Regions from separate parts of the Homo sapiens genome. Here region 1 is linked to region 2. Evidence: chromatin loops called from intact Hi-C (ENCODE). Cell type or tissue: natural killer cell. All regions are shown on one strand. Links, peaks and the distances in the headings refer to the core of each region. The heading gives the core; the rest is flanking DNA.

Region 1 (14,428 bases), core at 1,604-9,603, 83 kb before region 2:
ACCCTACAGGGCAGAATTGAAGATTTCTTTGTGAAAAAGATGTACTCCCAACTTTTGCACATTTGTAGTTGTCTATGGAGCCTCTAAAAAATGAGGATGAAGCAATGTGTGTCAGTTTTTCTAAGAAGATGAATTGTCCCTCACTGGATGTGCACATCAATGGCAAAGGTTCAAGTAATTCGTCTGTTTTGCAAAGTTAGACAAATGGGTCACTCTCTCTAAAAAGAAATGTACTCTGGGTTAAGAGAATTCATCCTTGATACCATTCCTTGCTTTGTCCAGAACCATTTCCACCTTTCGGAGTTTTTTGAGATCCAACATAGTAGTGATCCTTCTTCCCCTCCGTGCAGCTTAACATGTTACTACAGCTAAATTCTAAGCTATGAATAAAATAACTAATCCTTCTTTCCTTTCTGTTTACAGCCATCTATTATGTGCTTGGAAAGTCATATGCATGTAACAATTTGCACTGAACCTTTCCAGGTCATTCCAGCCCTTCTCTGGCTATCCTTGAACTGTAGTTCTAATAACCTCTAGAATGTGGTTCAAGAATAGCCCCAAAGGGCCAGAGTCCTCTAGATTCCAGCTGACACATGAGAATATGGTTTAGTTTCATCTAGTCTTTTTTTTTTTGAGATGGAGTCTTGCTGTTGCCAGGCTGGAGTGCAGTGGTGCAATCTCAGCTCACTGCAACCTCCGCCTCCTGGGTTCAAGGGATTCTCCTGTCTCGGCCTCCAGAGTAGCTGGGATTACAGGGTGCCACAATGCCCAGCTAATTTTTGTATTCTTAGTACAGACGGGGTTTCACCATGTTGGCCAGGATGGTCTCTCGATCTCTTGACCTCATGATCTGCCCACCTCGGCCTCCCAAAGTGCTGGGATTACAGGCGTGAGCCACCGCACCCGGCCTCATCTAGTCTTTTAACATGCTTATTTTTTAGATTAATTTTTGTTTCACTATACTGCCAAGGCATATTAGTATTCCAGAATAGTAGGAAATAACAGCAGCTGCTGCCATGCTATAGAAGAAACTATGAGAAAAGTTGAGCTAGTTCTGAGTAAAATTTTGGGTACCCTGGCAGGAAGAGAGGCAGAAATTCAAACTTCAAGAATCACCACCAACTCTACACATGGCTGCTACTCAGCAGCCAACACAAGACCCAGGAGTGGGATGGTCAGTGCAGCACGAGGAAGGTGGGCACCGTTAAGCCTATGTTTAAATCCACAGACAATGAAAGAAACACCATTTTCTAACAGCAAGGACGCAACCACTATTCTTTTTAAGTTTCTGGAGAAGAATGATCTTGACAAACCTACATAAAAGGTAAGGTGTTTTATTTATTAATCATATAGATTTCCTATTTATTGTTTTATTCAGTGTTAATTCTCTATCATCTTTTGAATTTGTAATGTGCAAATTAACTTTCTTCTTTTTCATTTTAAAGCTTTACCAAATATGTGGATTAAAACACTGAGACAGTTTTCCATGAATGCTGTTACTTATTTTTGTTTATGATCTTTGGGTTGATTCTTAAATTTAGGATAGCTATAGTTTGCAAGTACCTTCACATATATTCTATCTTTTGAAACTTCATTAAAATGGCACTTCTATAAAGCATCCCATTTACATTGTGCAAGAGCAGATTCATTAAAATTCATGTATCACCTAATATAAAAAAATATCATAAATAAGAGAGTTTGGACCTTCTATCTAAAAGTCTCATAATTATTGTCTCTATTTATGTACCATCCTGGTACATTTAACTATTTCCTAGGTACCTCAGAAAAGTTAAGGTCATTACCTGGTAAACATCTCCAAACTCAGTTTTCCTTTATTGCAAAGGAGTTATTGTTTCTTAGAAGCCTTTGAGCAGAAGAATGTGAGTGAACTGCTCTGAACCAGTAAAAAGGACAAGCTATATCCGTCCCCTCAATATGTCGATTGTTTTCCCCACTCTAACAGCCAGAGATACTTAGGCTTTCTTTGTTCTTGTTTTGTTTTGTTTTGTTTTGTTTTTGAGATGGAGTCTCCCTCTGTTGCCAGGCTGGAGTGCAGTGGCGCGATCTCGGCTCACTGCAACCTCCACCTCCCAGGTTCAAGCAATTCTCCTGCCTCAGCCTCCCAAGTAGCTGGGACTACAGGCGTGCACCACCAGGCCCAGCTAATTTCTTGCATTTTTAGTAGAGATGGGGTTTCACCATGTTGGCCAGGATGGTCTCTATCTCTCGACCTCATGATCCGCCCACCCCGGCCTCCCAAAGTCCTGGGATTACACGCGTAAGCCACTGAGCCCGGCTGATACTTAGGCTTTCTAAAGGTGAGATTGCTTTAGAACTTAAAACCATAGCACAGAGAATAAGAGACAAAAGTGTAAAACCAGTCATTTTATCAGCTTGACTGTCCAAATGCCAGCGTCCTAACTCACTGAGATACTGTTGACCACAGAGGGAAGGCAACAAGGAGAAAGGAGAATTCTCTCTTAAATGCTACACTAAACTGAAACCTTCATGTTGACACCACTTAAAGGGAAAACGGAAATAAGCTAAACACTGAGAAAATCAAAGACGCTAAGTGGTCCACAAGGCAGCAATTAGAGTGTCATCAAGGCGGCACACAGTGCTGAGGTCCTTTACACACTTACTAGGCACCATGTTTTTTGTTTTCATCTTTTAAAATGAGCTCTGAACAAGAACCTGAGCTTTTCAAAAACACATGTCACTTATTCAAATTATAGTAATGAAAAAGCCCTGTTCAAAGAATTGGGCTCTACCAAAAACATTTTGAAAAAGAAAATGAAGGTCATGCTGGCTCTTGTTTTACCTTAGAGAAGTATCCAACCAGATGACAGCCCTTTTCATCATTTTTTGTAAGGACATAAAAAAGGAATGGCTCGACATCATAATACAACGTTTTGTGGTCCAGGAAGAGCTTGGCTAACAAGCAAAGGTTTTGGCAATAAATTTTGCTCATATTCCCATCAACCTAGCAAAAAGAAACAGACAACATTATTTAACATAAAAATACTGCACCATATAAAATTGTTTCTTCTATATGGTATTTCAGAAAGTACATCATTTTATTTCCAAATCCTAAACTGAGAGATTAAAACACTCTATTAAGCAAGTACAGCTTTAACCAGAAAACAGCTGTCACTGGCAAATCAGAATTCCACATTTTCTCTTAAATTAGGGTACATTTAAGGTAGTTAAAATTTCTCTTTAAGCTACCAAAGAAGGGCCAAACCACTAGTAAAGGAGTAATTTTTACTTGTAATTTATTCTGAGCTAAAAATGATCAGGCATGTCCTCTCTATCTGAACCGAATAAATCTGTATTAAGGAAATATAAACAGATCAAAATACTTCTCAAGTAAGTTAAACTTTATGTTGTTTCAAAAGGGTTTCACATAAAACTAAAATAAATGAACTGTATTATTCTGATTCCTCAGAAGTGTGGATTAGCAAAGAGGTTTCCATTTTGGTTTTATCCCAAGCATCATCTTAAATATAATTGGAAAAGATAAAATATCTATGTTGGGAATACTTACAGAGAAAGTGATATGAATTTCAACCTACAATAAGCACTATGATTACAGTCTACTTCTCTTCAAAATAAAAGAATCAAGCTGTGATACTGATGGCTATAGACAGGAGGCTAGGCACAGATGCCAATTTCTTTGATCAAATGTAGTTACTCTTTGAAAATAGAAAACACAGCAGATTCAAGAAGAATTTCCCTAGCACTTTTCTTAAGGGAAATGGATATTTGCTAACCAGAGCTCTGAAACAATGAACTTGACCATTCTCAGGTCTCCTGTGGACCATACGGGTTCTCATCTTGCACAAATTATTTTTAGATTTCATATAACTATTTCCCTCGGATGGAACCTAGGTCCCATACATAGCAACACAATCAAATATGGGCAATGGGCACAGAGGATACAATTCTCCCTTTAATTAAAGGAAGTTTACATGTATTTGAGAGTATGGCCCTTTTGGAAATGGTAGTATATTACAAAAAGGAAAGATGGAGATATACATAACTGTGAACCAGAAAAATACAGAGATGACAGTGCTGAAGAAAATTCTGATTGGTTGTGAAAAGTGTAAGAGGAATAAAGAAAGGGAAGGCCAGAAAATCGTAATGTGTGATTATTCCTCCTTTATTTTATAAGTTTTGTAAGAAACTGCTAGGAGAAAAGTTGCCCAAATGTTATACTCTATTAACTCAGATTCTAGAATAGGGACCTCGGTACTTATCAAATCCAACTCCTTATTCGTATAAGTGAATTTTACATACATGCTTCTGATGTCTCCCCTCTCATCTCTGGATGGTCCAAAAGCACCTGCCCTGAAAGAACAGCCCATTCTTACCATCCTAACAAGACTGATTCCCTTGCCCATGAGAAGACGTTCCATGGATTTATGAGAGCTTCAATCCCAGTGCTGACTCATGCTGATTTATGAAATAATTACTTAAGGCCAACAATGTGTTTTGAGCTTTGAGAAACAATGTTTTGGTTGGAAGAAAAGATCTAAGGCATCAAGGAAGGAGCCAATAGGAAAGCTGAACTTGTGACATTAGCTAAGCTTCAACTGTGAGCAGCTCTGTCACCTCAGCTGGCTGGGGCTGGCAGGATAGCATACCAACAGGAAGGTCAGGCAACGTGCATTCAGCCTTCCTTCTAGCCCACTGGTTCTTACTGGGGGTGATTCTGCGCCCCCAGGGGATGTTTGGCTACGTCTGGAGACATTTTTGGTTGGCACAACTGGAAGGGGTGGTGGTGCTACTGGCATCCAATTAGCAGAGGCCAGAGATGCTGCTAAACATCCTACGCTGTATAGCATAGCCCCTACAACAAAGAACTAACCAGCTTGAAATGTCAAAAGTGCCTAGCTTTTAGTAAGAACTAATATATCACCTAATCTTCCCAGCAACAATACCCTTCTTCCTCCAAGCTTACCGAAAGAGCTGATAGAAAAAGAGAAAGCTTTAAAAAAATCATAAGACACAACTGGAGTTTCCCATGTTCTCTGATCAGTCTTGGGGAAAAACTAGTGGGCCCAGACCTGTCTGAGAAGGAGCCTGGTCCATGTGAGAAACCTACAACCTTCCCTTTATTTAATAGGATGGCAAGACACTGCAGGCCAGAAATAAAGAGAACTGTAAGGCAGAATAATAAGTTTCAGCCTGAACAATTCAGAAAAAGAAAATCCAGAAGTGAAACTATATTCCAGAGAAAGAGGACATCACGTTTGCTGTACAAGGTAGGCTTGTTTCAAGCACCTAGGAATGAGCACCAATGCACACCACAATGGGTCACAGAGGAGAAAATGCAGCAGACAACAGAAGTGTGCAAGTGGAGGGAAGAGCATAAAGGAGAAACGTGAAAAGCCCTGCAGACAGACAGTAACCTGTGAGAAAGGCATGGTCTCCTCAAGGTGAAACTGACTCAGCTTAACGGAATCCCTGAAACTGACAACAGATACATAATTAAACAATGCAACTATATAGAGGCAAAGGCCTGCTACGAAATCAATTCTGGAAATACAAAATGTCTTCAAGAAACCCACAATGACAGACATATGGCCACAAGGGGTTCCTGTGAACAGCAGAGTTCTTCAGGGGTGGCCATCTACCCAGATGGGAGGGAGTCCCAACATCTGCTAGGGTCTCACCAAAAGGATTATCCACACTGCCAAGAAGTGGATGGAAACACAGGTGGTTGTGTATTGAGGAGATATGTACAGCTGCTCAATTCCCTGGAAGAGTGAGCACCTGCCAGACATTGGCTGGAGCTGCTGAACAAAGCTCATTTCTCCTGCCAAAGAAAGTAGAATTTACAAAGAGCTGAGGAGATCATAAATTCATGGTGAATATATCTAGTGTAGACAGGGATTTTGGGGAAGACAAAAATGTTAATGTGATGAAGTAGGGATTCTTCATCAGTCTAAATGGTTGCTTAATATGGTTAGATAAACATTCCAAAACATGGAGATGTTTTAAAGGGCAGTCTGAATTTCAGTGCCAAAATTAAGTATACTTTGTACCTTCTAAACACAAATCAGCACATAGTCAACAATTAGGAGTACTAGATTTCAAAAAGCTGAATTTTTTTATTTACACGCGCTTACCTCAAATACTGAAAGGTCTTTCCTTCGGTAAATTTCATTTGCTGGAGGATGAAACCATCCACACTTCTTGGAGTGTCTTAGCAAAATATTTTTACTTTTCATATATTTAAGACAGAATTCACACAGGTAAAGCTTTGGTAATCTGTTAAAGTTTAAAAATCATAGAATCTATCAGATAGATTATACTGTTGGGGGGAAGATTAAATATTGTTCAATTTTCTCTACATCATAAAAAGGCTGTATAATAACATTGGAGGCTGGGTGCAGTGGCTCACACCTGTAATTCCAGCACTTTGGGAGGCTAAGGCAGGCAGATCACCTGAGATCAGGAGTTTGAGACCAGCCTGGCCAACATGGTGAAACCTCATCACTACTAAAAATGCAAAAATTAGCTGGGCGTGGTGGCACATGCCTGTGGTCCCAGCTATTTGGGAGGCTGAGGCAGGAAGATCGCTTAAGCCCATGAGGCGGAGGTTGCAGTGAATCGAGATTGCACCACTGCGCTCCAGCCTGGGCAACAGAGTGAGACACCGTCAAAAAAATAAAGAAAGAAAGGAAAGAAAGGAAAGAAAGGAAAGAAAGGAAGAAAGGAAGGAAGGAAGGAAGGAAGGAAGGAAGGAAGAAAGAAAGAAAGAAAGCCAGCCAATAGTAAAGACAGAATGTAAAAACAACCATACATTATTTTTTAATATAATCCATAATATGTGCTCCCTTTACTTTGTGAACAAATAATTTGTTTCCTTAAAAATATCCTATATAAAGAAAGCTTTACAGATGTGGAACCACCACCCTAAAAAATCAACTTAATAAGGATATCATCCTGTCAAGGGACCAAGCATATTTTTCAAAATTCACATTTACTATCTTATTTCCAATTATATATGGTTAGTGGTATAGATATAATATCTTACTCAGAAGTGAATTTATTATTTTAAACAATCTGCATACATATGAGGCTGAAAAGTCCTCAAACTTAGTTGTTACCATTTCCACCTCTGGAAGAGGTAACTTTAAAGTTATTATCAGAGATTTATATATGGTCTAAATGCAGTAAATAGCACGGCTGAAAATCAAAAGACCTAATTTGTTTTCTACCAATTCCACTGTTACTTTGAGTAAAAGACAAACACCTCTCTTCCCTGCTGACTTTTTCTCCACCTTAAAAATCAGAACATTTTTTATTTCCATATCTTAATGAACATGGCTGGTATTTATAAGAAAATGTTTAGAAGCACTTGCAAGGTCTTTGGAGTATAAGAATGGGGAAAAAGGTTTTCAAGAGAGAGGCAGACACAGGTGAGACTACTTTCAAATCTTGCACTTATGTACAAATTTTATTCAAATCTTTCAGAGCACATGGCTTATCATTACCTATGCAAATTAAAGCTCATAGTCTTTTAAAATTGTTCAAGAACACACAACCAAATGGTATAAGGAAGGAGAAACCAAAATTCTTGACTCTTATTTTGTCACTTAACTTTTAGAAAACACTTAGCATTTTCTCCAGTTACGTGATTGGCCAGACACTCACATGCTAACGAAAAAAAATAAGATCTATTCTATAAGAAAATCAAGTTTATAAATACTGAAAACTTTGCAGACTAAAAAATTTTTGAAGATACTAGTAAAGTGTACCCTGACATACTTTATGGAAGACATCTATTCTCAATGTACCCATTTTGGGATATATTCGTTCACAGGCTAATCTTGAGTTCAAGACAAACAAAAACTTGGATACCATTATTTTCTCCTTTTTATTTTTTATTTTTTGAGATGGGATCTTGGTCTGTCACCTGAGCTGGAGTGCAGTAGTGCAATCTCGGCTTACTGCAACCTCCACCTCCTGGGTTCCAGTGATTCTCCTGCCTCAGCCTCCCGAGTAGCTGGGATTACAGGCATGTCCTATCACGTCTGGCTAATTTTTGTATTTTTAGTAGAGATGGGGTTTTGCCATGTTGGCCAGGCTGGTCTTGCACACCTAACCTCAGGTGATCCACCCACCTTGGCCTCCCAAAGTGATGGGATTACAGGAGTGAGTCACCGGGCCTGGCCTTCTCTTCAAAGTCACAAATGTTCTAAAGTAAAAATTTGGGGAAGGGTCTCTTAAGACTACCCATTCCCACTTACTTTCTCCCATTTTTCCTTCTTTTGCTAAATTTCTATTAAAAACTTGAAAATAAAATGCCAGAAATCAGAGATAAAAGTAACAGGCCTAATTAAAAAATATAAAAGACAACTGGAGAAGAAAGTCTACCCAATAATTCACCATGGCAAATTTCTTTTTTTTTTTTTAATTTGGTTTCATACAAAACCAACATTTCCCCAATTAACCAAGGAAAGAAAGCACAATCTAGAAGCTAAATGGCAAAATTTATAATGCCCATGTAACTAAGGAGCATAAGGAATTTACCGAGAACAAGGAATACCATAAAAAGGTGCTGGCAAAAGCAATAGTTTGGGAAGCACTTGGCATTGACTACCAAAATTTATTTCCTAAAATCATCCCTAATTCCTGCTTTAGAATCAAGAATTTTCCTTTCTCACATATGTGACATTCAAGTTATACACCTGCCAGACTTATTCCATTACCTTGCATATTCCTGTGGGTAAGGCGAGGAGTACCAGGTTTGGATTTCATATTTACCAAATTCAATCACAGAAGGGTACCGGCCACAGTCTTCCACCCCACTCTCACACTCTATTTTCTGTCAAATAGAAAGAAAAGGAAAATAATAATATATATACTTCACTTACATTTTGGTTCTTTCACCAGTGACTATCAAAACTTATCAAGATCAGAACACTAATCTTAATTGTGAATTTGCATGGCCTTAAAACACTATAGACCCTTATGAAATAGGTTGGTGCAAAAGTAATTACTGTTTTTATAATTTTTTCAATGGCAAAAACCACAATTACTTTTGCACCAACCTAACATTACCTTTGTGTAAGATTCACAGCAAACGAATACCCTAAGAAACAATATAGCAAAGGAAATAAGTATGGTATAAATACATACAAATGTCGATAGAACTGGATTTAACAATCTGTTGTAACAGATTAGAAATTAGGTGATTATAAATGATGTGGCTATTACACAGGCTTATTTATTACAGAAGCTTACAGTTTCCTATTCCTCCACGAAGTAGTATTTATCACAACTGTAATTAAATAATCAATTGTGAAATCTGCAGCTTAGCATTTGTCTCCTCTTATTTCCCTTATTTCCATGTAGTAAGCCACACGAGGTTAAGAACTCTGCCTGCCAGATTCACTGTGGTATCCCTGGTGTCTGGTACAGTGCCTGACACAGAACAAGAATATTTCTTGAATAAAAAAAGCCAGTTTTACCATGTTGGAATGAAAAAACTTTAGAATTAGCAGTATCTTTCAGATAATGGCCTACTGTTCATGTTTACATATGAATGTCAGAAGTAGGCCAAAAAAAGATAATATTTAAGGACTTCGAATCTTTTTTTAAAAGAGGTGGCATCCTGCTGTGTTGTCCAGGCTGGAGTAAAGTGGCCATTCAAGGGCACAATCCCACTACTGATCAACGTAGGAGTTTTGACCTGCTCCATTTCCAACCTGGGCTGGTTCAAGGACTTCCAACCTTAATAACTGGGGGAAATCTGACATTTATCTTAGCCAAAGGAAAGCTGATACAAGGCATCCTGATAGATCGGGGCAGAATGAGGGTTGGAAATACCCAATAGCTCTGAAGGTAGAAACTGTCAGGAGTATTTAGCCCAACTGGCTGCTACTAAAAATAAAGCGTTAAGAGCCTACAGAAAACCCCTTCCCCACAAAACAGGAAGTGGGGTTGGGTAGGGAGTCTACCTGACCACACTGGTCATAGAAACCGAATGTAGTCACTGACACAACAAATTCACAATTCATATTAGATTCGTCTTTGAGAAGTCTGACAGCCTCACCTGTCAATATCTGGGTGGTAATAACTTAAGCAGAATTAAAGTGGAATCACTTAAAGAAATTACTGGACAATAAAAATAAAACTGACTACAACTGATTGTGAAACAAAATATTGTTTTCATCAATGCAGAAGAGCTAAAAATATGAGACATTTTTCATATGGCTGGCCATCTGTGTTGGAAGAAACATCGGTGAATTTAACAGTGATGTTCTTCTTTTTGTTAATGATTTTAAATTGTTATTTTCTAAATTTAGGCAAAACTCATCAGAAATCTATTCCTTCACACCTAGAAATGTTTTCCAAAATCTGCCTCAACTAATGCTACTCTGTTTTATTTTGTGAGACCAGCTGAGTCCATACCTACTTTTAAGAGTGGCGACAATTCTACTAAGTCATTGCTTTTGAATGTACAGTCAGTAGAAATGGGCATGATAACGGCTAAAGAATCACAAAGGATGTTGAAAGGGATTCTCTATAAAATCAACACAGTAATTCCATATTAATAGTTAGAAGCCACATCTTATACTTGCTACTACAATGTGGGATCCTCGCCTTACCTCCCAAGAAAGTTCCTGGGCCTGCTTAAAAACATCCAAATCCTCTTCAGTAACGACATCCTTGTTTCCAATCACATTTACATCTGCACTTTCTTGTTTGATGTTTATTTTTATTTCAGTATCTGTCATTTAAAACCAGCAGAAAGTGTATTCACTGACTTGAATCATGAGTAACCACCATATATTACCAAAATGGCACCAAATTAGCATACTGGGCAAATAGGGATTTTTTTTAAAGCTTTATAAATAAGCTTTTACATCTAAGCACTGCTCATAGATCCAGCAGTATCCTTTCCCTGCTATACTCAAATTTTTATTTGAATTTATCACTGTCATCTTTTTACAGCTTTAATAAATATATGAGGGAAAGTAAGAGCAATACAAAGTGAAATCATATTTTTCAACCAAGATTAGAAGTTTTATCGATGTCTAGTTATAGCATTCCCATTATCACTTTTGAGATAATAAATTCTACCACTTTGTCCAAATGACACAGTTTCGGTTTTTGTTTGATAAAGGGTAGCAAATGTAATGGGCCAATTTGTTCAATGAAATTATGAAATCCGTTTTCTCCCTAAGGTGGATACACACACAGACACACTCACATCCAAAAGCACACATCACAGAGTCACAGATCAGGCTTTGCTGAGACGGAAGCAGGATGAACTTTGTCATGAGAAAGCAATGGAGCAGAGGGAAGAGCTGAAACACCCCCTGTTGGAAGCACTGACAGCACACAACTGAACAGCGCTGTGGCTGCAGAGGTGACATGGGGGAGAGCATGGCAGAAGCATGGCAGTGGCTACTCATGCGGGACTACAAAGCCATAAGCAATGCTATGAAGGCATCTGGGGGTCCTAGTGTCACTACGAATGGAAATAAATAATAAAAGGTGGGAGAGTATTAGTTGGAAAAACAACATTTTGGAGGTTTAGTCAGCATTAGAAAAAGGTCAAAGTTTCACTGCTTCTGTATGAAAGTGAAGTGAGAACAAGAGAAATAGCTAAGACCTATGTGACAAATAGGAATTGATTGGTTGATTTTTTTCAGGGTTGGGGAGAAAGGGACGGGACGCAGGTTTGGTTGGAGCTTTGACCTTTTGCTTACCATCATCCTGATCAGGTTTAATCCTTCCGTCTGTCAAGCTCCCCTTCCCTGGTGAGGGGGTCCCCATCTGAGGGGTCACTTTATATTTTAATCTGCCTAGCATCCTGTGCTTTTTAAGGAAAGTTGTTCGCTTGAAGTGAGCAATTGCTTTAAAAATACTTCCTCTAGCCATCCCCCAGCTAGAGGAGGAGGAGTGAGAAATAAACCGACTTCTAATATCTCTTTTGCCAAAGAAGTGGGCTTTAGATTTTGCCGTGGAAGATAATTCAGTTTTACGACGCATACGTTTGGGTGGTGCATAACTCGGGTGTCCCTTTTTGCGAGACTGTCCCTGAGTGGTATAGATATGAGAAAGCCCATCAAAGAGTGCCTTCAGCTGGCTGTTAGTGGTAAGGCTGCTCAGGGAGGGCACACTGCACTGGCTGGAAGAACTCTGGGGAGAGGGAGAAGAAGTGGCCGTGCTGGACTTTTGTGAACTGGGGCTCTGACCGGAGATGGGGGTTGGGGGTGGAAGTGAAGAAGGTGGAGGTTTTAGCTTTTGTGTGGTACCTGTAGCCAACACATGAGAAGTGCATGACTGTTTCTGAGAGACCTTTTTCCTTGGACGATAGTGCTTTGAAAAGTCTATAATTTCACCTCGTGATCTGCGACCATCAGGTGATGGTGTAAAAAACTTAGTAAGGCCATCAATGAGCCCTTTGGTTTTCTTGTTAACTTTAAGTGTAGAGGCAGAAATGTAGGTGGAGGTGGTGGTGATTTTGGTGGTGGCACCAGGCCGAGTGGGGTCTGTAACAGCCAATCTGCTGCTTGAGTCCTTCCCAGATGCAGCATGACCAGATGAAGGTGTGGTACAGACTTTAGTCTTTTGACCCCTACCAGGTGACCCCCTTCCTGTGAATGCATTCATGGATCCTTCATCACTGGTTACAGACCTAGGCAGAAATTTAGAGAATAGTATCAGCATTTAATAAATAGAATTATAAAGGTATCTAAAAACAAATTTATTGCAACTAGATGCATTCAATGGGCTTAAACTTAAGAACTGTATTTTTTGTGTGTGCCACCACCTAGATGTTTCTCTGTTGGAAAGGCAGCAGCAACTGCATTTACATGTCATGGTTCTTCCAGGGCCCATCCACCAGGTACTGGAAGAATCCATGTGGACCCAAGGGCAATATAAGCAAGAAAAATGCTGAAGAGACTAAAAGAACACCCAATGCTTTAATTATAATTAAATAAAAACAAGCTATCCTTTGGTGTTGTCACAAGTAGTTATGATTTCCTGAAATGTCTTTTTTAAAGTATTAGGAGGAAATAAGTCATATGTGTTATCCAGAAGCAAAAGAAGAAGCTTATCTAATCTCTAGTTAAAAGTAATTTTTAATTCAATTTGCAAACTTATATAAATAGAGTTTGGATATGGCTATAAATTTGTACTTTTTTTTAAGAAAACATAAAAAGACATCCTCTTCCTCTCAGCAGTTTGTGCTTAGGATGGTAAGATAACCAATAATACTCTCTTAGGAGAGAAGACAATTAACTACAGCATAAAATATTGCTGAAAAAAGGACAACAATAGCAAAAAACTGAAGAAATGATTAAAGAAAAGCTACAGCGGGTCAGACATGACATGGAGAGTCTGGTGAAGAAGCGGCACATTTACCATGGTCATTATCAGACACTTGGCGTCAGAATCTTTGTACCCTGGTTCTGCCCATACTGTTGAGTAGTTCTAGAAACTAGAGGTCACTCGCTAACACAGCTGCTTACATGAACAGCGGCCGACTGTCTTCACCTCAGGCTAGGGTTTGCGAAGCTACCCATTTTGTAGCAGAGTTTTATACAATAGAGAAACATTTGCAGATGAATTATGACAATGCTGGGGCCCAAGAATGTACTTTCAAAATGATCAATTTAGCTAAAGGTGAATAATGACAAAATGAAAGCCTTAAAAAGATACAATACTGAATTATAAAAATATCTTAAGTAATTACAAATACAAGAGTATATTTTAGTGATCATCTTGTATACAAAGATTTAATGACCAGATTTCAGCTGTTAGTTGAAGGGGAGGTAGGTGCAGCTACCAGGCTCATCTGAGGTGGCTCTACTGCCAGGGACTCTGCCTGGCACCACCAATTCAGCCAAGTCAGGTGAACGCTAGAGATCTCTAGTGTCACTAGAGACACAGTGAGAGTTACCAACAAGGAACTCATCCAGGCAAAAATGTTTCACATCAGAAAGCTGCATTTGGATTGTATCTGGAATCGATTGCCCAGAAAGGATAATATGCTTATAAAGCATGTAAAAAGGAAAACTCCCTAGACTGTCTTAAAAATTCCTAAGCTCAAAGGACAATTTTGGACAAACAAAAAGTTAGGATTGGTGCCAGATGCAATTTTCAGCTGTGTCCTCTGTTTAGAAAGTTTATATCCTAATTTGGTTTTTTTAATTGGGCCCTGAGGATATGGACCCATGTTGGGAACAATGCTTACACAGGATGAATGCAAAAACATATAATTTCTACTTCAAATGATACTACCATGAAAGATTTTATTCATAAATGTTTCATGTTTGCCTCTAGAAATTTTTTCAAAATCTATTGAAAATGTCTACTGGTTAAAGGGTTTTTGCAAAGTTTCATAGAAAACTCTAGAAAGGAGCCTGCATTTCTTACTTCTTCTTAGGAGATAAAG
Region 2 (17,369 bases), core at 4,026-12,025:
AAAGACTCCACCTCTCAATACTGCCACATTGGGGATTACATTTCAATGTAAGTTTTGGAGGGGACAAATATTCAAAACATAACAATCAGTAATTTTATAAGGTTCAAAGGAATAACTATTGCAATGTTTTGCATTGGAAAAGCCATCATGGCTGGGTGCAGTGGCTCACGCCTGTAATCCCAGCACTTTGGGAGGCCAAGACAGATGCATCACCTGAGGTCAAGAGTTTGAGACCAGCCTGGCCAACATTGTGAAACCCTGTCTCTACTAAAAATACAAAAATTAGGCGGGCATAGTGGTGGGCACTTGTAATCCCAGCTACTTGGGAAGCTGAGGTAGGAGAATTGCTTGAACCCAGGAGGCAGAGGAGGTTGCAGTGAGCCGAGACCATGCCATTGCACTCCAGCCTGGGCAACAACAGTGAAACTCTGCCTCAGAAAAAAAGAAAAAGAAAAAGAAAAAGAAAAAAGAAAAGTCACATGAAGCAAATGACTGCACTGAAGAAAAGCCATCACGAAGCAGTGTGACTGCACTGAAGAACACCAGAATGAATGGAGGTTTTGGGCTCAATATGAAGGATGTACTGCTGACAAACAGGACAGCCAAATCAGAAACTGGAGGTGTCCAGAAGGAACACAGTAACACCCTCTCAAGAGATTTCTGTACTGGCTAGTCTCTAAGACCACCCAATGTTCTGAAAAGTTCCAAATGTTCTGAAAGTTCTTGCCCATTATGTCTAAGCAAATCGTGGTGGGTTTGGCTGGTTCTGTTTGTAGTGAGAGCAGACAACTCTCTGTAGTGAAAGGAATGTATCCTGAAAAGAGAATGGAACAAGAGAAATTCAGGAAGGCAAGAAAATAACTATTTCTACCACTTGCAGCCCACCCGCTGCAGAACTTAAATATCCTGCTTTGATCACAGTGGAATCTCAACTGACGTCTGCAGGCTGGAAGAATGAGCCCTACAAACCAGTGACATAAATTTAAAGGAAGGATTGACAGCACTGCTGAAATGCAGTAAAGGGGTCCAGAAAGGAAGCAGTCACTGGCATGTGGGGACTTAAACTGCAAAGCTGTGACCAGGTAGGTGTGGGATGGGCAGTTTGGGACCTCAAGAGCAGAGGGCACTCCAGAGGCGGACGCTCCAGAAAGGCCCAGCAGGAACAGGAGACAATAAATTTAGCCGGAAAGGGGTCTGGGTGTTAAGTCAGAAAAGTGGACTGAAGCCAAGACTGTAAACCATCCCAACTCCCAAGCTCAGGTTTTCACGAAGAAGTCTGCTCACTCTGGTCTCTTAAGCATAGTTTATAGAGGAAACAGAAGACCAAAGTAAGAAAAGTGGTGATTTCAAAGTAGATAAAAGGGTGGAAATGATTATTTTCTTGCCTTCTTGATTTTCTCTTATCCCATATTCTTTTCAGAATATATTCTTTTCACATCTACCATTCTTCTCTACTCTTACTACAGAGAGAACCAACCAAATCCACCAGAATTTGCTTAAACTAAATATGCACATCTTTCAAATGTCCCAATATTTAGGATCCAGACAAAAATATAAAAAGGGAAAAAAAAGATTTTTTTTTTGAGGTGGAGTCCCTATCACCCAGGCTGGAGTGCAGTGGCACGATCTTGGCTCACCACAACCTTTGCCTCCTGAGTTCAAGCAATTATCCTGCCTCAGCCTCCTGAGTAGCTGGGATTACAGGAGTGCACCACCACGTCCAGCTAGTTTTTGTATTTTTAGTGGAGACGGGGTTTTACCATGTTGGTCAGGCTGGTCTCGAACTCCTGACCTCAGGTGATCCACCTGCCTCGGCCTCCCAAAGTGCTGGGATTTCAGGTGTGAGATACTGTGCCCAGCCAATCCTATGGTTTTCTATTAATCAGTTATTGCTATATTTTTTCCTATTTTTCAGACCAGATTTTGCCATATTTCACTCTTAATGGTGTACAAACCATATTAAAAAGTCTCATCATTTTTATTAAACCAATTTTTCTACATAATCCTCTTTAATGAAAATATACACCTCAGCCGAAATGTGAGAAGGGCAACAACAGCATACACTTTTGAGCCCTTATGTGCAAGACAGTGGCATTGCAAGGCATGGATGGAAGGAGTGGTCCACTCAGAGTGCAGGCAATAGGGAGGGCCTTGTCAGTAGGGAATTTAAAAATAGTAATAAACCGACCAAGAGTCAGTTTGCTTTTTATTATCACCCTACACCGGCAATTCCAGACAATTCTAACTCCTGCCTGCTGGGGCTGACAGCTCCCATCACAGCCCTCTTCTCCTTAATCCACCGCTAGTGCCCAACAACGTATTAAATGCTTTACAGAGACTCTCTTTTAACCCTCATTTTACAGACAAGAAAACAGAGTCTGGCAGACTGAGTTAAATGGGGGAATGAGGATTTACCCTAGGCAGCCCAATTCCCAAGCCCACCTGTTTAACCTGCAGGCCACCACCACTCAGGGAAAAGGAGCAAAAGGCAGCAGAAGCCCAGGGTTGGGTTCAGCTGAGAGGCAACAGCTGAATTTGGATGTCATCGTCTATTAGCCTACCGCCTACCTTTTCCATCAGTCAATCAACAACTGCCTGGAGCTCAGAGAACACTTTCTACTTATTAATTTATTGCCCATTTCTTGACGGTTTCCCTAGAGAGCAGGCAGGTTAACTCTGCCACACACCTAGTCGCTGTGGCCTGAGGCAATGATCTCTCACAACTGACAGGCAATGGCAAAAAACTACCTCATGAAAATATTTTGGACTCCTTGGTGTTCACTTTAATGGGCAAGGACATCTGTGTTTTTTTGTACTGTCAAATTCCCATAATAGAAAAATTTTTAATTGCTTCACTTTTAGACTATCTATGCCTTTTACTGGACATCATCATATTGAGAGAAGGCAGGATATAAATAAGAAATAAAAACCCTTCTTCACTAGCTAATAATTTAACTGTGCAAATAACTCATTTTGTCTCCCCAGTTTCTACATCTAGTAAGTGTAATTTTAAGTTACGTCTTCAAAATTCTAGTGAAGGTAGAAGTTCTCTAACAATCTAAACTCCTTAGACCATCAAACTACAAATAGAGGCCACTGCTGTGAAGACTTCTGAAACTAAGATGAAGAAATTCCTCCTCATCCCATTCCCCAGTTACTAAAGGGGGGAGGATCACAGAAATAAAGGTGTGATTAAGTTCACAAATTTAAATTTTAAAAATCAATACATACTGAATGTGAGAAGAACTATGTAGTCACTTCAGAGATGTGAAATATCCAACCAAGCCTGGACTCCCAAAGACTGGATATATTAACACAGCTAAAGAAAGGAGGTGTCAAACAGAAAGCTGGCCAGTCATCAAGGGATGCTGAGGGGAAAGCAAGTGTGGGAGCAGAATTTTACAATGCCCTCAAGATTTGGGCCCCTGTACAATCTCTCCCTATGAGCATACACAGGGCTAGGCTTTTAAAGGGGGTCAGAGATTGTAAAGACCAAAAGTGTGTGGGAGATTTTCCAGCTGACCTTGAAGAAGCAAAATGCTACATTGTAGAGAGGGCCATGTGGCAGGGCAGCCTCTGGGAGAAGAGGACCTCAGTCTTACAACCATAAGGCACTGAATTCCACCAACAACCAGTGAGCTTATGAGACCACATCCCTGCTGACATTTTGATTTCAGCCTGGTGAGTCCTTGAGCAGGGGACCCAGTTACCTGTGCCTGGACTCATAGAAACTGTGAGATAATATACTTTCATTGTTTTAAGCTGCTAACTTGTGGTTATGTGTTACACTGTAATTGAAAACTAATACAGTGAGTCTCCAGAGAAGCTGGCAGTACCCATCTAAACATTGTCCAGACATAGAGAAGGCCATCCTTGTTGTGAGACAGGTGTTTGATGCCATGGAAACTGTGCTCATCTAACTCATGGTTTGGATGCCATGCTCACTAATACACACCTGGCCTCCTACACAGGTCTGCCTTAAGGGAGATAATGTACTGACCATCCACATGGAGTATCTCAGTCCCTGGAACATTTACTTTTCAGGTAAATAAACAAATAAATATGCTGGCCTCCTGATTCCATACACCAGTTTCTTCAGCTAGGCTCCTGTAAGTCTACCCCTGAGAGACAGCTCCACCCTTGATATCCACAGAAAATCAAGTTAAAATCTGACAAAGCTAAGAATTAGCCAGACCCTGGACTATATTAGTCTTACTGCCACAAACAGTGGCTTAAAACAACACCCATTCATGAGCTCACAGCTGAGTGGGTCAGAAATCCAGTCAGGCTCAGCTGGGTTCTCTGCTTAGGGTCTCACAGAGCCAAAATCAAGGTGTCAGCCAGACTCTGCTCTTATCCATGAGCTCTTAGGAAAAATTCACCTCCAAGCTCGTTTAGGTTGTTAGAATAATTCGGTTCCTAGCGGTTGTAGGACTGAGGTCCCTGTTTCTTTGCTGGCTGCCAGCTGGGGACCATGCTCAGTTTCTAGAAGCTACCCACATTGCTTGGCACATGGTCCCTTTCATCTTCGCAGTCAACATCAAATCCTATTCATGCTTCAGATCACTCTTTCTTCCCACCTGCTGGAGAATATGGTTTCTAAGGGGCTTGTGTGATTAGATCAGCCCACCTGGATAGTCTCCCTCTGCCAAGCAAGGTAGTAGAATCATGGGTGATATCTCAAACATGCATAGGTTCCACCTATACTCAAAGGGGAAGATATAATACAAAGGGCAGGGTCACTGGGGGTCTCTCAGGATTCTGCTACCCACACTGGACCATGGCAATCCGACAAGGTAATGAATGCCACCCTGGGAGGGCTCCTAAAAGAGAAGAGCCAGTCAGCTTCCTACAGGAGACCCTTCATATACCACAATACTGCCAAAATCCCTGTTCGTTTAAAAGCAATTAGCATATTTCCCCGTTGTTTTCCAATATTCTTAGTGCTATACATTGTTACTTTTTCCTTCTTCTGAGCTGGAACCTTATGAATGTATTTTGCCCACTCACAGAAATCAAGTTTCATAAAAATTAAGCAGAAACTATAGACCAAATACTGAACATCTACTAAGTATGAGACAATATGTCAAGTACTGTGAAATATGAAAATAATATTAACTCTTCTCAAAGGAGTTGATAAGTAATGCAAGCCAAAGTGAAGATAATATAACATGATTAATGATGCCACACTTAATATTAGTCAAAAGGAAAGAATTAATAAAAGATTCACACCAAATTACCACAGTTTTTAACGTAGGCCTGACAGCCAGAGTATTCCTACAGATGCCACTGGTAACAAGTAGATATGAAGATCTTTAAAATGTTACCACTATGATTCTAAAATTTTGGGATGTTTACTGTGTATATTATGTTTATGTATAAACAAGCAAAAAAAATCAGAGGAAATACACCAAAGTAGTTTAGCTATTTGAATAGTCGGTTTACAGGAGATTTTAACTGTATTTTTATTAGTTTTTTAAATTTTCTCATTTTTCCCCAGTAAGCATATGGTACTCTTAGAACCAGAAAATATATATCTACACGCATTTATATTGGGCAAATCATGGTATTTGCCCCAACTAATCTTTCCTTCAAGCCAAAAACTGTCTTGTCCACAGCTCCCCCTGCTTTGGAAAGCATGGGCAATTTGGATATGGCACAAAAAAGATCAGGAGAGCCATTCAGACCCAGCTAACTGGAACGTGAACAAGGAAACAAACTTGTTGACAGCAAGACTTAGAGCTGAAAGGATACAAGAGAGCTGAAACTACCAAGAGCCCCTGCAAACTGATGGCATGAGAGAACAGAAATGATTAGTAAAGAGGAGCTATGGGCTAGAGAGAAGTACACGAAACAGAGATTGAGGGAGCCAACAGAAGAAAGGAGAGAGCAGACAGGCTATCGTGCAGAGGACGCCCAAGACAGAGACAGAGAAAAGCAGGGACGGATGGGTGGGTGGAGGGATGGGTGGACAGGAGGACAAGGAGAGCCAGAGTGAGTATGCAGTCCTCCTAGCACTTCTTTGATTTCTGACAAGTTTCCAGCTCTCTTTTTAACAAATGATTTTCCATTCCTTTCAACCAAAATGAGCCTAATCAAAATGACATTAAAAACATTACTTCTATATGTCTAAAAATTAAAATAAAAGTTTTTAAAGATCTTCTAAAAGACACTTTCTTAATTTAGATTTGTTTTTACTTCTTCAAATCCCAGTTCCTCCCCACAAACTGATGAGAATCTCTGAATCTCTCCAACCCCAGCACTCACAAACAGAACAATCCCAGTCAGAAGAGGATTTGCCTATTAGCGACACTATCTCCACCAAGACAGCAGCCTTATTAAATTACAACTGTTTGAACAAGGTCAAGCACTCAGAGTTTAATTCAAAGTGTTTCCAGGTATAATGCTGTCAGGTCAACTTAAACAAGCCAACAGAGGCTTGGAGGCTGATTAAATATTAAAACAGAATCTTTCACATCTGTTTTTACCCAAGGATGAAATTACTGTACATCACTTCAATCAGCTCATTAATACACTACACACACATCTTGCCTCAAAGGTTACAGGAATATCAATGCTTCAGAGGCCTGCAGTGAAACCTGCCCACACAGCCAGAAGTGAGGTCACTACATACTTTACAGAACGTCAATATTTCTTTATAAAATGTGAGAGATAATCAGTTAGACATAGACACATTTTAAATTAAAGCATGAAAACCTCCGTGAAGTTAAGCCAGTTGCTTTTGATCTGAACCTTTTCATCATTCATTCAGTTGGCTTTGACAGGTAACTGGATAGCATACGTTGAGCAAAAATTTTGATTCAACGGTAATTATTTTATAAAATGGAGGGTTGTCACATCCAAGTAGAGGGTCATGGTGATCACATTTTTTAACTTATAAAAGCACAAATATAAAATATAAAAGATATTTTAAGTGTAAAAGATATTTAAGATTTTATACTTAAAATATCTTTTATATATATAAACATTTCAAAGGACACACACTTAGGACACTCAAGAATATATACTTTCATGGAGTATTAGGTGAATGAGCAGTTGAGAATTTTCTGCTTTTAAAACTCCTATAACAAGGAATGACACCTGGACAAACAGTCAAGAATCACTTAGAATAGGTCTCTGTTTAACCCCCACTCCCCCAACATTTGCACTCAATGAATAATTCTTACGCTGTTTTGTAGCACTATGTGGTAGGCAGTGATAGCTATTGGCTGGGACTGCTATGCACATTTCCCACCCATGCCTCTTCTTCTGGTATATCACCCCCTTTCATCTGGGAACCTCGCTAGTCCTTGACAGTTGTCAAACACAGTGCCCTCACCCCCTAGCCAGTTGAGTGAGCACACTCTTCAAACCACAGTCCTCATGACCTGGGTGACAGTCTAAAGCATGGGCACATGCCTCCAACAGGCTGCTCCTACACGTGCGCTGGAAAAGAAAAGTCTTTGGGGTTGCCCACCTGGCAGAAGGTATGGGCAGCCATTTTCCCACCCCCAACAAGACAGCCAACAAGCAAAACGCAAAACCTACTCGCAGACAGAGTGAGCAGAGCTCAAGATGTACAAAAACAGCACTGACCACATCCTCTGAGCAACTGGAGCCAACTGGGCCCAATCCACCTCTACTTTCTGTTTTGAACATTAGGTGTCTCTAGCTAAGTCTGATATGAATTAATTAATAATATATTTCAATAAGATATTTTAAATTAGTTCAATATAGACAAGGATGACAAATTTTAAATATTTAACATTTGACTAAAAATAATTGTGTTAGTATCAATGTTACTTGTGAGATGTTTCATTGTGATACTGCCCTAAGGTCACTTAATTAATGTTAACATTATCTGTGTTTAGGTATGTTAGTAATAAAAAAAATCAGAAAAGTTATTCTGACCCAAAGTACAGATAAAATCACACTTTGCTCTAAGAATCCTACTGACCTCTCTTTTTTCTGAAGTTCTACAGAACTTACTTATACACTATAGAACACTTACCTAGAGATTTTAATCTTGCACTGCTTTCTTACTGTTTCATGTGTAATTGATTTAAAGTTTTATTAATTGTTTTGCTATGTTAAAAACAATAAAGTTTGCTTAAATATAAGGTATTTCAAATTAGTTCAATATAGACTAGGATGACAAATTTTAACTATTTAACATTTGACCAAAAATAATGATGTTGGTATCAATGTTATTTGTGAGATCTGTTTCATGGTAATACTGCCCTAAGGTCACTTACTTACTCAGGAGTAGAGGACAAACTTACACCCAAAAAAGGGTGACTATTGAGTAACAAAACCTTCAAAACCCAACTTAAACACTGCAGGCTAAGGAAAAATTATTCAAGAACCATTTGTGAGATGCTGGAGTTTTAAAAATTCATTTAGAGGTCGGGCGCGGTGGCTCATGCCTGTAATCCCAGCACTTTGACAGGCTAAGGTGGGTGGATCACCAGAGGTCAGGAGTTCGAGACCAGCCTGGCCAACGTGGTGAAACCCCATCTCTACTAAAAATATACAAAATTAGCCAGGCATGGTGGCAGGCGCCTGTAATCCCAGCTACTGGGGAGGGTGAGGCAGGAGAATCCCTTGAACCCAAGAGGCAGAAGTTGCATGAGCCGAGATCGCGCCATTGCATTCTAGCCTGACTGACAAGAAAGAAACTCCGTCTCAAATAATAATAATAATAATAATAATAATAATAATAATAATAATTCATTTAGAATTTTAGAAATAGTTGTTTCCATGAGTACATGAAAAACATTTTATTTCTTTGAATTCATTGATACTATTTTTTTTTTTTGAGATGGAGTACTGCTCTGTCACCCAGGCTGGAGTGCAGTGGCGCAATCTCAGCTCACTGCAACCTCCGCCTCTTGGGTTCAAGCAACTTTCTTGCCTCAGCCTCCCAAGTAGCTGAGATTACAGGTGCCTGCCACCATGCTCGGCTATTTTTTTTTTTTTTTGTATTTTTAGTACAGACGGGGGTTTCACCATGTTGGCCAGGCTGGTTTTGAACTCCTGACCTCAAGTGATCCACCCACCTCAGCCTCCCAGAGTGCTAGGATTACAGGAATGAGCCACCGTGCCCAGCCGGTTGATTCTAAATAAAGGAATGATTTGGGAGATGAAACTCAAAGTTTCATTTCCCCTCCCCCAGGATATGATTACATTTGAAACTGAAGGTGACTGTAAGCACAGAACTGTCTTAGCCTTCTTTCTTCTGCTATAGCACAGTAATAGTATTTCAGTAGGAAAACCATGGGACACAGAGCCAGGACACCCAAGTGGAAGTTCTTTCTCTGTCACTGACTGGCCTTGTGAAAATAAAACAGACAGTTCAAAACTTCTTTTGAACCTGTTCTCTTAACTGCATGAGACTAACGCCCACATTATCCACTATATAAGAGGGCAGTGAATAGGAATTTGAGGCTATGGTGAGCAATGATCAGCCACTGCGCTCCAGCCTTGAGCAACAGAGTAAGACCCTATTCCCTTAAAAAAAAAAAATTGTAGAAAGAAGGCAGTGAAGACCCACTGAGACAATGTTAGAAAAAACAAAACCAGTATCATGAGTTTGTGTCATGTGCTATGTGCAAACATGATCTTAGTCATCTTCTAAGGAGAAAACAAAGCTCAAAAAGGCTACTCCTAACTTGTGCAAAGTCATAGCACAGGTAGAAGCAGCAGCTCAGTCCAAAGCCCACATCCTTCCCCTCACCACACTGCCTCCAGTAACTGCAGAACAAGGAAGCTGTACTCCTGGACCCACTGAGGATCCAAATCCTAGGTGCTTTTCCCTTTTTGTACCAATGCCTTTCACGTTTGTTTAAAAAGTAAACATTCTACAATAAACACTTTGTTGCTGTTTTTTTTTTAACTAAAGAAACATATAGATTTATTGTTGACAAAGAAAAATTCCAGCAAACACATATAAGGGCCTATGGTGTTTTGCTGAACAAAATAATTTAAAAGTGTGCTTGTCTGTTATGCTTGCTATGGCTAAAATTCCTAATTTAACATGGCAAAAATAATCTGCAAATGAATTATAGCTAATTGCCTATGGCGTTTTCAAGTTCTAAAGAATGAAACAGCCCCCAAAATTTCAATTTTTAGAGCCATAGATTCCTGTTTATAGATTCCTAGTGTTCATTTACTGAGCGTAAGCAGTTATGAAGACATTTAAATTTTTAATAGGATGTACTTCTTTAAAGAAAAGCTGAAACTTCCTGTTTAGTGATTTAATCATGACACAAGGTGAAAGTATTTAAAAATCAAGTATCTATTGGATGAAGTTCACTGCTAAGACACAGAATAGATGCTGGCCCCATCTTTTATATTCTGTAGGATGCAAACTACATGCCTTGCTAGGGGGTAACATAAAAAAGAAAGTCACCTGGTAGTGGTGACTTACTGAATTTTCTCTGCCCGTAAAGTTTAATGCAGGTAAAATGACTTAATTAACTAATGGGGCTGAGGGATAAGGGTTGTGCCTACCACTGTGGCCCCCACAGTGGAGAGGGCACTTTTGCCACCGCTCTAGGTCCAGCAGTGTGCATTCTTCCCCAGGCAGAAAACAGGTACTCTAGGTGCACAATCAGATTACTTCTGGGACAGACACTTCTTGTCATGTTAGAGTGGGGAGCGGGGGAGAGGAAGAGGTGGTGCACGCCAGGATTTGCGTCTGTGCCAGGGCTTGTTTCAAGGCTGGAGAAGGATGCAGTGAAACCAGAAGAAGGTTAGGCTCAGGATTATAATAAAAACTTTCAAATACTTACAAAAAGGGCTCTCTGAAATCTTAAACCATTAAATTTAAACACTGGCAGTTAATAAAACACAAAGCTATTTGTTTAACAGAAAATAGAATCCCAGTATGGCATAATCTTATACCATACACAAATTCACACTTGAACAATATAATCAAGTAGAGTAAACCATATTAAATGTAAAGTCAATAAATTCTTTCTTTGATTGTTGACCCCACACACACACCAAAGAAAAGACTATAAGGGATTTAACAGAAGGAAATTAATCATCATAATACTTTGGTTCAATGCTGATCTAGGGTGAGATAATTTGGGCATTAGTACAGTTTACGTGAAATAAGATTTAAAGCAGCACATTTAAAACAAGCAGAATTCATTAAACAACCTCTCAAAAGGATCATTTCCTCTAATTATTGCTTTTATAACAGAAGACAAAGGCAACCCAATGTAAGTTCATAAAATCTACAATTAGCTGCCAAAATCTTAGCAGATAAAATTAGAAGAGAAAGCATATTTGGAAGCACAATTGGTAAAAAGTTCTGTTATCTTATTTCTAAAAAGGCATTTGCTCTTTCTTTCTACCCATAATCGTTTAAAGTACACAAATAGGCCGGGTGTTGTGGCTCATGCCTGTAATCCCAGCACTTTGGGAGGCCAAGGCAGGTGGATCACTTGAGGTCAGGAGTTTGAGACCAGCCTGGCCAAAATAGTGAAACCCCATCTCTACTAAAAATACAAAAATTAGCTGGGCGTGGTGGCGTGTCCTGTAGTCCCGGCTACTCAGAGGCTAAGGCAGGAGAATAGCTTGAACCCAGGAGGCGGGGGTTGCAGTGAGCCGAGATCCCGTGCCACTGTACTCCAGCCTGGGTGATGGAGTAAGACCACCATCTCAAAAATAAATAAATAAATAAAAAACTAAAGTACACAAATATTATGGACTAGATATTATGGTAGGCCCATGACAAAGAGGAATAAAAAGGCAAAGCTAAGCTAGGTGATCTAGCAGCATATGGTCCTGGAGAGAGGGGGTTTATAAAAGTCCTCACAATACTTTCAGACAAGTGTGCTAACCTGGGCTGTACCTAAGAGGCTATAGGAGAGAAAAGCAGCTGACTGGCTGACTGGAACATTTTCACATCTGGGCTGAGTCTTTAAAGGAAAAGAAAAAGAAGGAGTCTGAAAAACAAGGTTAAACAAGAGGGAAAGGTACATATCCCATATTTCAGGCAAAAAAAAACAACAACAACAACAACAACAAAAAAGCAGTGTGTGGAATGGTACAGAGCTAGAATATTTTTAGGGAATCTTTGGACATAGGAAGGGGATAAGAGGAAGTCATGCTGGGGAAGGTAAAGCTGGAAAGATTGATAGGAACAAGATTAAGGGCCAGGCATGGTGGCTCATGCCTATAATCCCAGCACTCGAATCCCAAGAGTTCGAGACCAGCCTGGCCAACACGGTGAAACTTCATCTTTATTAAAAATACAAAAATTAGCTAGGCATGGTAGCTCACACCTGTAGTCCCAGCTACGCAGGTGGCTGGGGCACGAGAATCGCTTGAACCCGGGAAGTGAAGGTTGTAGTGAGCTGAGATTGCACCACTGCACTCCAGGCTGCCTGGGCCAGAAAGACTCTGCCTCAAAAAAATAAGGAATAAGATTAAGAAGAAGAGCGTTTTGGTGAAACTATGGAATTAATTCAAGCTTTTTATGCCTTACTCATAGGGCCTATTGGGAAGATATTTAAGACCTGATCAAAATCTGTCATATTATTTCCTAAACTTTTCAGTATTACACAATTAATGTTTTAACCATAATAATAATAATAATAATAATATGATTAAAGGGCAAAGTGAAAAGGCAACTTATGAATGGGAGAAAATATTTTCAACCAAATATCTGATAAGGCATTAATACCCGGAATATATAAATAACTCCTACAAATCAAAAAAACAACAAACTAATGCAATTAAAAAATGGGCAAAGCACTTCAAAAGACATTTCTCCAAAGAAGATATACAAATGGGCAAGAAGCATATAAAAAGATGTTCAACATCACTAATCATTAGAGAAATGCAAATCAAAACCATAATGAAATATCACCTCAGACCCATTAAAATGGCAAAAAAAAAAAAACCAAGTGTTGATAAGGATATGAAGCAATGGTAATCTCTGTGCACTGCTGGTGGGAATGTAAAATGGCGTAGCTGCTATAAAGAACAGTTTGGCGGCTCCTCAAAGAATTAAAAACAGAATGATGATCCAGCAATCCCCTTCTGGGTATATAGCCAAAAGGATCTCAAAGAGATTTTTGCTTACCCATGTTCACTGCAGTAGTGTTCACAGGAGCCGAAAGGTAGAAGTACCCTAAATGTTCACCAACAGACAACTAGATAAAGCAAATGTGGTCTATCCATACAATGGAATATTATTCATCCTTAAAAAGAAGGAAATCTTGTCACATGCTACAACATGGATGAACCTTGAGGACATTAAGCTAAGTGAAATAAACCAGTAAGAAAAAAACAAATACTGCATTATTCCACTGATGTGAGTTATCGAAAGTAATCAAACTCTTAGCAACAAAAAGTAGAATGGTGGTTGGTAGAGGCTGGCAGAAGCAGGGAATCAGGAATTGCTTCCTGGGTACAGAGTTTCGGTTTTACAAGATAAAAAAACTCTAAAGATCTGTTGCACTAACTGTTGCATACAGTTAACACTACCATACTACACACTTAAAAATGGCAAAGATGGTAAATTTAATGTTATGTGGTTTTTTTAAACCATAATCAACAAACAAACCAAAAATAACAACATGGCCGAGCACGGTGGCTCATGCCTATAATCCTAGCACTTGGGGAGGCCGAGGTGGGTGGATCACTTGAGGTCAGGAGTTCGAGACCAGCCTGGTGAACATGGTGAAACCCCGTCTCTACTAAAAGTACGAAAATTAGCTGGGCGTGGTGGCTCATGCCTATAGTTCCAGCTACTTGGGAGGCTGAGGCAGGAGAATGGCTTGAACCCGGCAAGCGAAGTTGCAGCGAGCCGAGATCGTGCCATTGCACTCCAGCCTGGGCGACAGAGGGAGACTCCGTCTCAAGGGAAAAAAGAGAGAAAAATATGATTAAAGGCTGCAAAGTTTCAGGCTAATTCATAAGGGGTCCCTCATGCCAATATGGGGACGTGACCTTTATTATTAGCTGTATGTTACATCAACAAATTTAGTGTTCAAGCTAGTAAAATTTCAAATTTCTCAGCCAACACAGTAATTGCTGGCAAGTTGTATGCTTGAAACCTGCAGAGTATAAATAAGGGAAAGTGTGCTAAATTCTAAAATCCACTCCAGTCTACTGGGGTTGAGATTGTTGATTGATTTTGTCATCATGGAAAGCTATTTCAGGATTTAGTAACATTAAAACCACTAATTTTGGCTGGGCGTGGTGGCTCATGCCTATAATCCCAGCACTTTGGGAGGCTGAGGTGGGCAGATCACCTGAGATCGGGAGTTCAAGACTAGCCTGGCCAATATGGTGAAACCCCATCTCTATTAAAAATACAAAAATTAGCTGGGCGTGGTGGTGCATGCCTGTAATCCCAGCTACTCGGGAGGCTGAGCCAGGAGAATCGCTTGAACCCCAGAGATGGAGGTTGCAGTGAGCTGAGATTGCGTCATCACACTCCAGCCTAGGCAACAAGAACGAAACTCTGTCTTTAAAAAAAAACAAAAAACAAAAAAAAAAACCCACTGATTTCTAGACAGTGTTTTAAAAAGAAAATATTATCTTAAATAAAGCCAAACTTTCAGTTATTAAAAAGTCTATTTAGTCTAAATCCAAATTCATTTTATCCAATGTCAAGCTTTTCCCCTAAGAACAGCAGTGAGGAAAAAGAGAGGGGTCCAAGGAATGAAAGGCGGCAAGTGTGAGGAAAGGGAAAGGTCTGCCCACTTTTCTGTGGTCCAGTCCTGCAGCCTGTAAAATATCTTCCACCATTTGCAGGAGTCCACATGCCAGCTCTCTCTAGTGAGACCCCTTTGCTGGGACCTCCATGCTGCCTGATGCAGGCAACGGGTGCCCTTTGACTCAGCTCTCAGTCTCCTCTCAGCTCCTGCCTCTGTGGTTCACCCACAACCTCTTTCTGCTGCGGGCCTAGCCCTGGCAGGCAGCCTTCGCAGGCAGGACAAGTCTTTCAAAAAGACTCAGGCCAGCTGTCCTCCATGTAGACCACCAGGCCCACAGGAAATGTCAAGCGTTTTTGCTGTCCTCTCTCCATACACTGTCCCCAGGGGCAGCTCCAGCCACATGGGGGGCTTTCAGATGAGAGGAAGATACTTGCCTCTGTATTCACAGACATCCCCAAACTCCAGGAAAGCCACACCACACTCACTCAAGAACGCTTTCTCAGGAGTCCATTCTAATCCCACAGCAGCACCTGGCTGGTACCTCTGTGCAGCTCAATGAGATGTCAATCTACCCTCTTGAATTCAACCGTAATCTCTGAGTTATTCTCTTGAGGCCTTTCTCTAATGACTAGGGGAGGACAGAAAGAGGAGAAACCCCCACCTCCCCCAGGCAAGAGCTCCCTACCCCTAAGAGTTCCTTGCAAGCAACTGACTTATACTCTTCTCTTACACAGGTTGGTTATGCTATGGGGGGTATAATAGCTGCTATGTGCACAAAAGGTGGTTAGAGGTATCAGTGCGAAATGTACAAAAGTAAAGGCTAAGTCCACCTATAGTAACACTGATGTGTGCAACCAGGACTATCCAGGAAGAAAATCTTGATAATTTTAGTAACTCTAGTGCCACTACTAACTGTCGCTGCCTTTATAGGAGACAGGGTCTCTCTTTGTCCCCCAGGCTGCAGTGCAGTGGGGCAAATATAGCTCATTGCAACCCCAAACTTCTAGGCTCAAAGGATCTTCCCACCACAGCCTCCCAAGTAGCTGGGACTACAGGTGCACACCACCATGCCTGGCTAATTTGTTTACTTTGTGTAGAGACTGGGTCTTGCTTTTTTGCCCAGGCTGGTCTCGAACTCCTGGGCTCAAGTGATCCTCCTTCCTTGTCCTCCCAAAGTGCTGGGATTACAGGCGTGAGCCACCACACTCAGCCTGTCCCTGCATTTTCTAACACTGTTCAGATTCAAACTCCAGGTGGAAGCAGTCAACAGGCTAAGCCTAAGAAGCATGTCCACCCCTGCAGTTCCTAGGAGGCAAGAACAGAAAATGCCCATTTGAACTCTGCTGGCTTCCACAGCAGAAGGTAGAACCTACCAGGACTCATTATTGGGCAACCTATAGTGGACAGCAGATGTCCATTACAGACATTCCCTATCTGCTTCCTTAAAGAACTGAGAATATCTGTCAAAACAACACTGGTAATGATAAACAATGTTAATTCTGCCAGTCCACGTTACATGCCAATATTGTTCCAACTAAAAAATAATTTATAAAAGCATAGCTCTGATCACTACCACAATCTGCCATCATCAGTCAGAGTCAACAAAAAAATAAAAGCTCCCAGAAGGGCTAAAATCCTTAATGCAAGGCTGATAACAAAGATGGCAGGAGATTATTTAATTTTTTAATGTCAGATCATGTTAACTGCCATGCTTAAATTTGCAAATTGTTGCTTGTTAAAATATCCATTTACTAAAATGATAAATAATACATGTTGTGACACATTAGTGAAACTGTTATTTTTTAAAGCATCACAGACACAGATGAATTACCATTTCGGTGCAAACCCTTGTACCATTTAAGGAAAAACAAGAGGATCTGTTAAGTTACATCGTGGCAGAAAACTCAAGAGTTGCCACCACATTTCCCTACCCCAAAATGACCCTCCACATTTCAGATTCTTAAGGTCTTCTCAGCAAGGCATGTGCAGAGCCAAAACCAGAGCCCAGAAAGTTGACTGAAGGCTTCCTGCCAAAGGCAGCCCTTGCAGTAGCAGCACCAGCTAACATCAAGGTCGAGCTGGCAATGGAAAGGTGGCCAGGTTTAAAAGAAATGCTGTCAGGAATTGCCAGGAATAAAGAAGCCATTCCAAATTGCACTATAGCAAAGGTAACAAGGATCACAGCTTTCCCCAATGTTCATCCATTTCATCCCCCACTAATCTTGCTCAGTAATTTTCATGTTCAATTTTACCTCTTATTCATATAGAGCTCAGCTCTTTGCTTTTATTGAATGGGAATACATACTAGAATTTCCTTTGAAAGAGAAATGGTTATTTGCAAATGCTGGAAGGCAGAGAGTAAAAACAAAGTTTGTAACACAAATATAATTTTGAAATTCAACCATTTATATGCCAAAAAAAAACCCAAACTGTGTTCTATTTACCTTTAACTCAAGATTTGAACATATATCATAAAATCCTTAGAAAACAAAGTGACTGTATTTTAAAAATCAAACCAATGATGGTACAAAAAAAAATTGGTAACCAAAAGATTAAATGTAAAACATGAGTTCACTGACTCAAGGTCAAATTTCTAAACTTGGCATTCTCAGCTCTTCATGGTCCGGCCCTAGCCTACCTTTTTCTATTTTACTTCCTACTGCTTCCCTTTAATAGACGTGTACTCCG

Evidence for each region. Peaks named below come from ENCODE experiments on the same cell type or tissue, not always from the same donor. Only the 100,000 strongest peaks of a DNase experiment are listed, where the experiment ranks them.
Region 1: a loop joins it to region 2, with 4 times the contacts of the local background. A loop is called at or near these places in 2 of 110 quality-filtered maps.

Annotation. Positions count from the first base shown.
Region 1 is chr10:74,973,635-74,988,062 of GRCh38, reverse strand. KAT6B (lysine acetyltransferase 6B) reads right to left here. Exons shown (of 18, transcript NM_012330.4): 8 at 11,733-12,664; 9 at 10,626-10,747; 10 at 8,724-8,839; 11 at 6,135-6,276; 12 at 2,822-2,983. Among named protein-coding and RNA genes, the nearest start is that of SNORD172, 41 kb to the left of the region's middle. RefSeq lists an enhancer at 5,460-5,509. In natural killer cell, for the core only: no CTCF peak of the experiment used is centred there; no DNase peak of the experiment used is centred there; H3K27ac peaks cover 312 bases.
Region 2 is chr10:74,890,610-74,907,978 of GRCh38, reverse strand. All of the region lies in intron 3 of KAT6B (lysine acetyltransferase 6B), which reads right to left. Among named protein-coding and RNA genes, the nearest start is that of KAT6B, 73 kb to the right of the region's middle. RefSeq lists a silencer at 462-662. In natural killer cell, for the core only: no CTCF peak of the experiment used is centred there; DNase peaks (open chromatin) are centred at 7,578 and 9,718; H3K27ac peaks cover 1,438 bases.